2 separate regions of the Homo sapiens genome follow, and region 1 is linked to region 2. A link is a loop called in an ENCODE intact Hi-C map of the cell type or tissue named here. Cell type or tissue: endothelial cell of umbilical vein. All regions are shown on one strand. Each heading gives the region's core, and the rest is flanking DNA. Links, peaks and the distances in the headings are about the cores only. Region 1 has its middle 140 kb from the start of VAPA. Region 2 has its middle 140 kb from the start of LINC01254.

Region 1 (4,390 bases), core at 321-4,320, 210 kb before region 2:
CCTGTAGTCCCAGCTACTCAGGAGGCTGAGGTGGGAGCACATAAGTCCAGGAGCTTGAGGCTTCAGTGAGCTATGAGTGCACTTCTACACTCCAGCCTGGGTGACAGGGCTAGATCCTGTCTCTAAATAACAAAAAAGAATGGCATGCAAGAATGACCATGATAGCAGTGATGACTATGATGAGAACGATGTGCTGACAATGCCAGTCACTCATTTCACAGTAGTGCCCTGATGTGGGAAGTACAGGATGGACGCTTGGGGAGCAGAGCACAGCGTAACTGACCCCATGGTCAGTAGTTTTCAAACATGGCTCCCTGTTAGACTCACCTGGTCTGGCCAGCCTACCCACCCCCAGCACCCCAGGGAGTCTGATTTAATTGTTCTGGGTGAGAATGGGGCCTGGGCATTGGTACTGAAACTCTCCAGGAGACCTTCCTTTGCAGCCAGGGTGGAGAACCTCTCCCTTTGATGAAAATAACCCAATCAGGTGGGATCAGGAAGGAACGCAACAGTCAGTGCCTTTTCAGCTCCTTCAAGAATAGGCAAGGTGAAAAGCGAGAAAGAGGTATATTAGTCAGGGTTCTCTAGAGGGACAGAACTAATAGGATATATATGTATATATATACACACACGCATATATATACACAGACACACATATATATACACACACATATATGTATACACACACACACACACGCATATATATGTGAGTTTAGCAAGTAGTATTAACTCCCATGATCACAAGGTCCACAATAGGCCATCTGCAAGCTGAGGAGCAAAGAAGCCAGTCCGAGTCCCAAAACTGAACTCGGAGTCCGATGTTTGAGGGCAGGAAGCATCCAGCAGGGAGAAAGACGTAGGCTGGAAGGCTAAGCCAGTCTGGCCTTTGCACATTTTTCTGCCAGCTTTATATCCTGGCTGGACAGGCAGCTGATTAGATGGTGCCCACCCAGATTGAGGGTGGATCTGCCTTTTCCAGCCCACTGACTCAAATGTTAATCTCCTTTGGCAACCCTCGAAGACACACCCAGGATCAATACTTTGCCTCCTTCGATCCAATCAAGTTGACACTTGGTATTAACCATCACAGATGGTCTAGGAGAAGGGAACAGGAGTTGGCGTGAGGCCTAGAGGTGAGGGACAGATGCCTACTAGGAGGAGCTGGGGCCATGGTGCAGGGTAGGAGCATTGCAGCTGAGTCGGGACAGGGTGAGAGTGGAGATGGAGGAGCAGGTAGGGGAGGGGTGGGGAGGGCTTTGTAGGACAAGCTGCAGGGTCTGCATGTCCTCCTGAGAGCTAAGGGAAGCCACTTTGGTGGCATTTCGCAGGGTAGATGGCATCAGATACATATATAAGTAAATAAATAACATGATTGTGGCTGCAATAGGGAGAACGGATTGGAGAGCCACAAGGCTGGAGGCCAGAGGCCAGGGAGGAGGCTGCGCTTTAACCCGGGTGAGAGGGGATGGTGGCCTGGGCAGAGGGAATGGCTGCAGAGAGGGATTCACATTATACTAGGAGCCGGAACTGCCATTTCACAAGGAATTGATATGGAAGGTGAGAGGAGGAGTCAGCGTTTCCCAGGTTTTCCTGCCTTTCTCAGGAAACGCAGTGCCCCTGCGACTCCACACTCACCACCCCCTCACACTCCTTGTGGCCCTCCCCCTGCGCTAATCTCCTGCTACTCCGAGTCCACCAAATCCTAGGAGCAGCAAGGCTCTCTCCTGAGAAGCGATCCCCTTCCAGAAGATCGCAGCTGGGTGAGTCCCGTGTAGGTCTCCTCTAGGACTATGTGCCTTTTAATCCAGGAGCTCCACCATCTTCCCATTTACTTCGAGAGGGCCATAGCACACAGAGGTGCTGGCAGGGCCAGGCCTCTCCCCGCATCACCAGCGGTGACTCTACCTCCTTCCAAGCTTCAGGATGCCCCTCCCTTCCACTAGCCCACCCGCCCTGCCTTCCATTCATCCGGCGCTGGCTCTGTGGGAACTGTGGCTGAAGTCATGTGTGCAAAAGCATACTCTCTAGGAGAGTACACAGAATTCACAGGCCACACTGAAGCCTTGCTTCATTTGACTGCTCCTGGGACCCCATCACTGTGCTGACTGGGATCCTGAGCCTGAGCCCGCTGGTCCTCGTCAGGGGTGATTTCCTGCTAGGTTTGCTTGCCCTGGGATTCACGTCCCTCAGCTTCCCTGCCTGGACTACCACTTCTTAGCGTTGACATCCTGCTGTTCCTGCAAAATCTCTTTGGTTTAGGAGATACTAAGCCAATTCTGTCTCAGTGAAAGTTTGTCAGGAGCTGAGTGATCTCTGTCAAAAGTCAATCATGACTGGGCAGAGGTAGATACGAGGGGAGGACGGGAAATGACACAGGGGAGGAAGCAGGCTCCGGGAATTAGGCCGGTCAGGGTCACACAACAATAATACCTTCCCTTTGCTACTTGTTTATTCTATGTGCCTAAAGAAGGTCTGCAGGCACAAGCCTCAATTCTAAGTCAAAGCACATACAGCAGCACAGCCAGTGCGGTGAAGTCCCCACGGCTCCTCGCGGCTGCCTGATCCCCATCCCATGGACATGCAGCCCATATGTGTTCGCTCCACAGAGATGAGCTAGCAGAGCAGGACAAAATCACACCTGCCCCCTTGGGCCCATCATTGCAGCAGACACCAGAAATAGTGGTTTGGTATTGCACAATTTGTACATTTCACGATGAGCAAATGGGATTTTAGGTGATCTTGACTTTCCTTTTTCTTCTTTTCTGTGTTGTTTGAATGTGTTATCTTTATAATCATAAGAAAAACAAAGCTGTATGTTGAAGAGAAATTTGGAAGGCATTGTCTAAAGAGACGTGCAGTAAAAAAGAATAGAATAATGTCTTTTGCAGCAACTTGGATGGAACCGGAGGCCATTAGTCTAAGTGAAGTAACTCAGGAATGGAAAACCAAATACTACATGTTCTCACTTATAAGTGGGAGCTAAGCTATGCGAACATAAAGACAAACAGAATGGTACAATGGACACTGGAGACTCAGAACTGGGGAGAGGAAAGTGGGGTGAGGGTTGAAAAACTACATACTGTATACGATATATACTACTCAGGTGATAGGTGCAGACCTCACCAGTATACAATTAATCCATGTAGCCCAAAACTATTTGTACCCCTAAGGCTACACAAAAAGAAATGAGTGAGTAATTTTGTTCAAACTAAAAGCTTACCTAGTTGGCTAAGCCTAACAGAGAAATGCTACTATTGAGCCTCAGAGAAGCTTGGGGGCCACCGCGACCACGTGTGCAGCCTGGAGAACCGAGCTGGACTGAGTTTTGCTGGGAGTGACAGTGAAATGTAAGTAGAAAAAAAAATCAAGTTATTGGGGAACTTGCCCACAAGGGCCATGGAAGGACTCCTTGGGTGAACAGAGCGAACTCTAAGACCCTGTCTCTGGGAGGCAGGTGACACCGAACACCTTTGAGGCTGGTGTACTTCGTCTGCTGCAGCCCACTGTCCAGCCGTCTTGCCTCAGTGAAATGAGGCAAGTGAAAGAAAATGCTCAGAAAAGCATCTGGGCATCTCAAATAGATGGTCCAGGCCCTTGGCCTCAAAGATTTTGAATGAATTCTGAGCCTTTTCTCTTCCATGTCATCCTGGTCTGGGACAGGCCATCGATGCCTAACAGCGCCTGCTGCTCAGGGCCATGGATGTGTTGACGTTGCTGTCATGCCCCATCTGTGGCCATCAGGGAACCGTCAGCATGCTGCCCCGCAGAGCCAGTCCATGGACGCACCGTGGCCATGCTTGTGGCCTAAGGGCATCTTGGGAGAGCGGCTCCACAGTTGTTTGTTTCCTCCCCCAGGTGCGCATCAGCAGGGCCTGAGCCCGGGGCCAGCAAGCATGGCAGGCTCTTGGTAGTGTCCTTAGTGCACACAGTCATCTTCCCTCGTGAGTCTGACCCATTTCTTTTAGCCATAGATGTTTACGTTGGTCTTTTGTTCTTTAGGATGAGTTTTCTCTTGTTTCCTGGGCAACTTAGGCTTAGATAGGCCTACTCCATCAGCCTGTTCTCTCTGGGGCCAGAGATACCTAGGCCTCAGGAGTGACACAATTCAGGGATCCAGGTGGGATGCCTGCCACGCCATAGTGTCACAACCAGCATCCTATGTGCAGCATTCAGGGATTATCTGAAAAACAGAAGGATCCACATCATAGAGTTGTTGTAAGGATAAAATGTGCTATCTTGAAGGGCCTCATGCAATGCAGTGCACGTTTCAATTGCTTAGTACATGGTAGCCACACCATCATACACCACTCATTTTGGATGACAGCATTGGTGGACTGTGTGGGTGGAGGTCTCTGAGTTCTGAGTGGCACCTACGCCCCACACCTCCTGC
Region 2 (4,390 bases), core at 234-4,233:
AACCTTTAGGGACATGTTTGCTGTTCCTCATACACTTTCACAATTTAAACGATGTAGTGGATAAAAATTTCCCAGGATTGGCCGGGCGCGGTGGCTCACGCCCGTAATCCCAGCACTCTGGGAGGCCGAGGCGGGTGGATCACCTGAGGTCAGGAGTTTGAGACCAGCCTGGCCAATATGGTGAAACCCCATCTCTACTAAAAATACAAAAATTAGCCAGATGTGGTGGCGGGCGCTGTAGACCCAGCTACTCGGAAGGCTGAGGTGGGAGAATCTCTTGAACCCTGGAGGCGGAGGTTGCGGTGAGCTGAGATTCCGCCATTGCACTCCAGCCTCGGCAACAGGAGTGAAACTCCCTCTCAAAACAAAACAAAACAAAAACAAAAACAAAAAAAATGCCCAAGATCCATGGAAGTGGAAAAAGTGCTCTATTTCTTTATTTTTTCTGAATCAAATAAAATTGGACTTAATTTTCTACTATGCAAGCTTAGGGAAAAATTCTATTTCAGCCATTGTTCAGGGCTTTCTCCCTCTCCCTCTCCCCTCCTCTCACTCCATCTTTGGATTGTACAAGGAAGGAACTCATTGTATAATTCAGTCAGTCTGTGCTCCTGCGCTCGGCAGTCTGCTCCTCGGTCCGTTTGGAGGTGGGCAGTTTTTGGGTCCCTCCAAGCTGGCCCAGTGAGATTCCCTCAAGGCCCCCTGTGGGGGTGGTTAGAGCCTCACCAATCCCACTCCCTTCTGGGCGGACACACCCCAGCTTACGTAGTGGTGAGGTTGGGTTTAAGGAACTGGGTTCCAGCCAGTGGGATGTGGCAGAAGTGATGAAGGCCACCTCCTGGAAGGGCAATAAAGCCCCCTGTGTAAACCTCCAGGCCAGCTCTGTCCACCACAACTCTCTGCAATGATGAAAATGTTTTATATCTGTGCTGTCCACTGTGGTAGCCACTGGCCTCATGTGACCAAAGACTTGAATTTAAAATTTTATTTAATTTTAATCAATTTAAATTTAATTAGCCACATGTGGCTAGTGGCTACCACGGTGGGCAATACATCTCTTTACTATTAATTCTTTCCTGTTCGACAGTGTCCTTGGAAGTCGTGTGTTCTGCAAGGCATAGCTACAAGATTGAAGCAGCCTGGGGCCTTTGGTAGCCATATGGAGAAGAACTAACCAAGGAAGCTGCTTTAACAGCAGCTTGACTCTCTTTGTATTTCAGAAGTTTCGGAGTGTATCTGTAATGCAGCATAACTTGGCCTATCCTGACTACTAAAGCTCCCAAGGCCTCACAGGTACCCGTACTGCTGTCCCATCTGAGTTCCTTCCCAACCCAGTCATCCAGCCAGCTCGGGTTCCTGGACTGTGGAGCCCACACCTGCCCAGTTCTTTTTCGATTTCTTCTTTAGTCAATCCCTTCTCTCTTCAGCCTTTGAACTACCCAGACTTTATCCACATCTACCCCGCTGGGACAACCTGGCCTAATTATCCTCACTGGGCCTACACCTGGGGGATAAAAAGTCTATTTTGGTTTTTCCTCCTAGGCCCTGCCTAGCAACTTCTCTTTTTTTCAACTCTATTCTTGCCTAATTAGTCTGCCACAGTGAAAAACAAAGCACAAAATCTCTGAATAAGTACTGTACTAAATTATTAATAAATCATCTAGCTTTAACTGCAATTGCAGAGCTCTGGGAGTGGAGATAAGGGAAAAAATTATTTTCCTTTATTCATGCCAAGTTGGCACTTTGGTCAAAGGCCTGAGATCCTGGCATGGGAAGTTCCACGGAAACAGTTTATTCAAAAGTATAACTTAGCTGGGGCAGGGAACTCAGCTCTCACCCCACATCCACCTGGGTCCAAAATCAGCATCCCATAAAATGAATGCATTCCATGGTGTGTTTAGGAAGAAGTACTTATTTTACTGAAATCTTCAGCAAATGAAAAAACAGAGATGAAAGATCCCAGCTCACACCTCTTAGTAAATTAAATTTCCCATCCAACTTTTTTTTTATTCCACTCCCTACTCCTGCTGCCCACATTTTTCTCCCCTGCCAGTGGTGTCTTTTCTCCTCTTACTTACCCCTTGTACAGCCTCTAAGAATTCCTTCTTACATCCTGAGCAACTTAGCTTTCCCCCTCAACTTGTATCCCTCATTCAGCAAAACAAAAGGTCCTGGAGTTAGTGAGACAGTCATGATGTTTCCTCACATGGGTCCCTGGTGAAGTGGGGTCAGCCACCACCCACCACCTCCTAAAGCAGTTTAACAAAAACAAATAATACTATCAACCCTATTGTTAGAGAGGAACGTTAACAGTTTTCGGCCACAGCCTGGCCATCTGCCTTTTTCTTCCTTTCAGATTGTCTCATGTTATCATTCTGCAGGAGGGGACACCTTTCTTTGTTAGTGACTGCAGCTGAAGTCATCTACGTCCTGAGATGTTGTCCTTTGAAGGGTGCCTGCCTTTCTTGACCTGGCCTGTTTGTTCTCCCCCAGTCATAACACAGCTCCTGCCAGTTCTCTGGCCTCCGTGAACTCTCAGCTTTGACTGCAGCTGGATGGCAGGAAGCTTGTTCTGGCCAATGCTCATTGTTCCTAGAGTTTGTTACTACATTAATGGTTCAAAGCAATCATCTTCTTTTGCTCTCATTTTGGAGTCCCGTGTGTTTTCCCCATCCGCCTCTATTATCCCGAGCGCCTTATTTTTCCTCTTGATCCAAACCAAACACTGTTTATCAGTCATAGGAAGGACTTTGCAATGTTTCTGCCCACAGTGCAGCGTGATACACAGGGCTTCCTGTGTAAGCGTGGCCTCACTCCAAGACAATGGAATAAGCCTGCAGGGTAGATCAGAGAGTCCTAGACTGGAATCGCTTGTACTGGGGCCACTGAGACAGATCTGTCCTTTCTCTGCCTGTGTCATTGATCCACAGAGAGGGCCTCAGATGTTAACTTCAAAAGCTAGGGGTGATCGGACCTTTCTCAGGGAGGACCTGGTTTGCATTGAGGGCGGCTCAATAAAGAACAAGAGGAGTGATTCCTGTTGAGCAGCAGAGGTTGTAGAAACGCTTGTACTTCTAAAGCTACTCTGAGCCTGATAAAACTCATGGGGTGCTATCCCCCTGCAGCCCACTGGAGCTGGAGGTGGTTGATAGGGTCGCATCCACTCTCGCTCTTTGGAGACATCTGTAGCTGTGGGCAGACCCCTTGCCTGACTGAGGAGGCCGAAGGAGAGAGACATCCTTCCCATCGCAGAGCCTCTGCTCACCATGCATGTGAATTTGTCAAGCTCCCTCACCTGCCAGGGGCCGTGTTTCTTTATCTGTAACCCAAGGAAGCTGGACTCTTGATCCGTCATCCTGTGCTATTAGGGGGGATTCTGTAAAGTGCTGAGTAGATAGTACAGAATGTGCAGGTGACTTGGCTCATGTATCAAATGATGAACACTCATGGAGTCCCTCCTGGGTGGTAGTAGGAATGGTGCTGGGCACTGGGAATACAAGGACAGCTAAGAGACAGTCTTTGCCCTTGAAAAACTCACAGTCTAGTAAACAACACACGAATAAACAAATAATTGTGATTCAACATGTAAGTGGTATACTCTATGTAGGTGAGTACAGCGTGCTTGTAGGAGCCTAGAGAGGGGCTGCTGCTGCTGCCTGGAGGCCTGAAGTGGCCTTCTAGAGATATTTGATCTTTACCAGGCAGAGAAGAGGCTGCGGGAGGCCCATGAAGAGTGTGTTCCAGTTAGAGGAACAGCCTGAGCACAGTGCGTTGTTCTTGGAAAGTGGCCGTCATCTCCCTACTCATCCGTAGTTGCTGCTCCCCAAAGCCGGCCACATGAGCCCATCTCTGGTTCATGCCTAAGGGGACCGGGGGCAGACATGTGGTTTCAAAGAAGCCAGCTTATAGCTTGTTTAGGGCTCCATGACTTGTGGCCTGGATTGCAGAGATGAGCTAGCCAAGCCAGTCATGGCTCAGGATTTTCACATTGGGAAACAAGGAGACTGTTGCCAGTTGTCTGGGGGAACTGGGGTGACTTTGCATGAAAGGAGAGGCTGAGGCAAATCATGGGGGCTGAACCATGGGTGTGCAGAGTTGTGCTGGAGTGTAAACCATGGAGAGCAGAGCAGCACAGGGATGAGGAGGGAACTGGCCCCATAGCAAGACTTTGTGTTTGCCTCTTCCTGGCCTGGTGGGTTTTGCTGTTTAGCCTTTCTTTTTGGGCTCCTTGCATCACATGTAAAGTCAAAGTTCAGGCTCTGTACACATGCATGCATCATCCTAGGGCTGTCATTTCTACCAGATAATTCCTTTTCCAACCACAGCCTTGGTGAACGGCAAACTTCTTTAGAGCTTACCCTGGTCAACAGATAGAATGTATGCAGTTCTT

Evidence for each region. Hi-C counts contacts between places; a loop is a spot of excess contacts. Peaks named below come from ENCODE experiments on the same cell type or tissue, not always from the same donor. Only the 100,000 strongest peaks of a DNase experiment are listed, where the experiment ranks them.
Region 1: a loop joins it to region 2, with 2.7 times the contacts of the local background. A loop is called at or near these places in 3 of 110 quality-filtered maps.

The regions. Positions count from the first base shown.
Region 1 is chr18:10,052,905-10,057,294 of GRCh38, forward strand. No RefSeq gene overlaps it. Among named protein-coding and RNA genes, the nearest start is that of VAPA, 140 kb to the left of the region's middle. In endothelial cell of umbilical vein, for the core only: no CTCF peak of the experiment used is centred there; a DNase peak (open chromatin) is centred at 2,377; H3K27ac peaks cover 2,752 bases.
Region 2 is chr18:10,267,702-10,272,091 of GRCh38, forward strand. No RefSeq gene overlaps it. Among named protein-coding and RNA genes, the nearest start is that of LINC01254, 140 kb to the right of the region's middle. In endothelial cell of umbilical vein, for the core only: no CTCF peak of the experiment used is centred there; DNase peaks (open chromatin) are centred at 1,750 and 2,630; H3K27ac peaks cover 2,382 bases.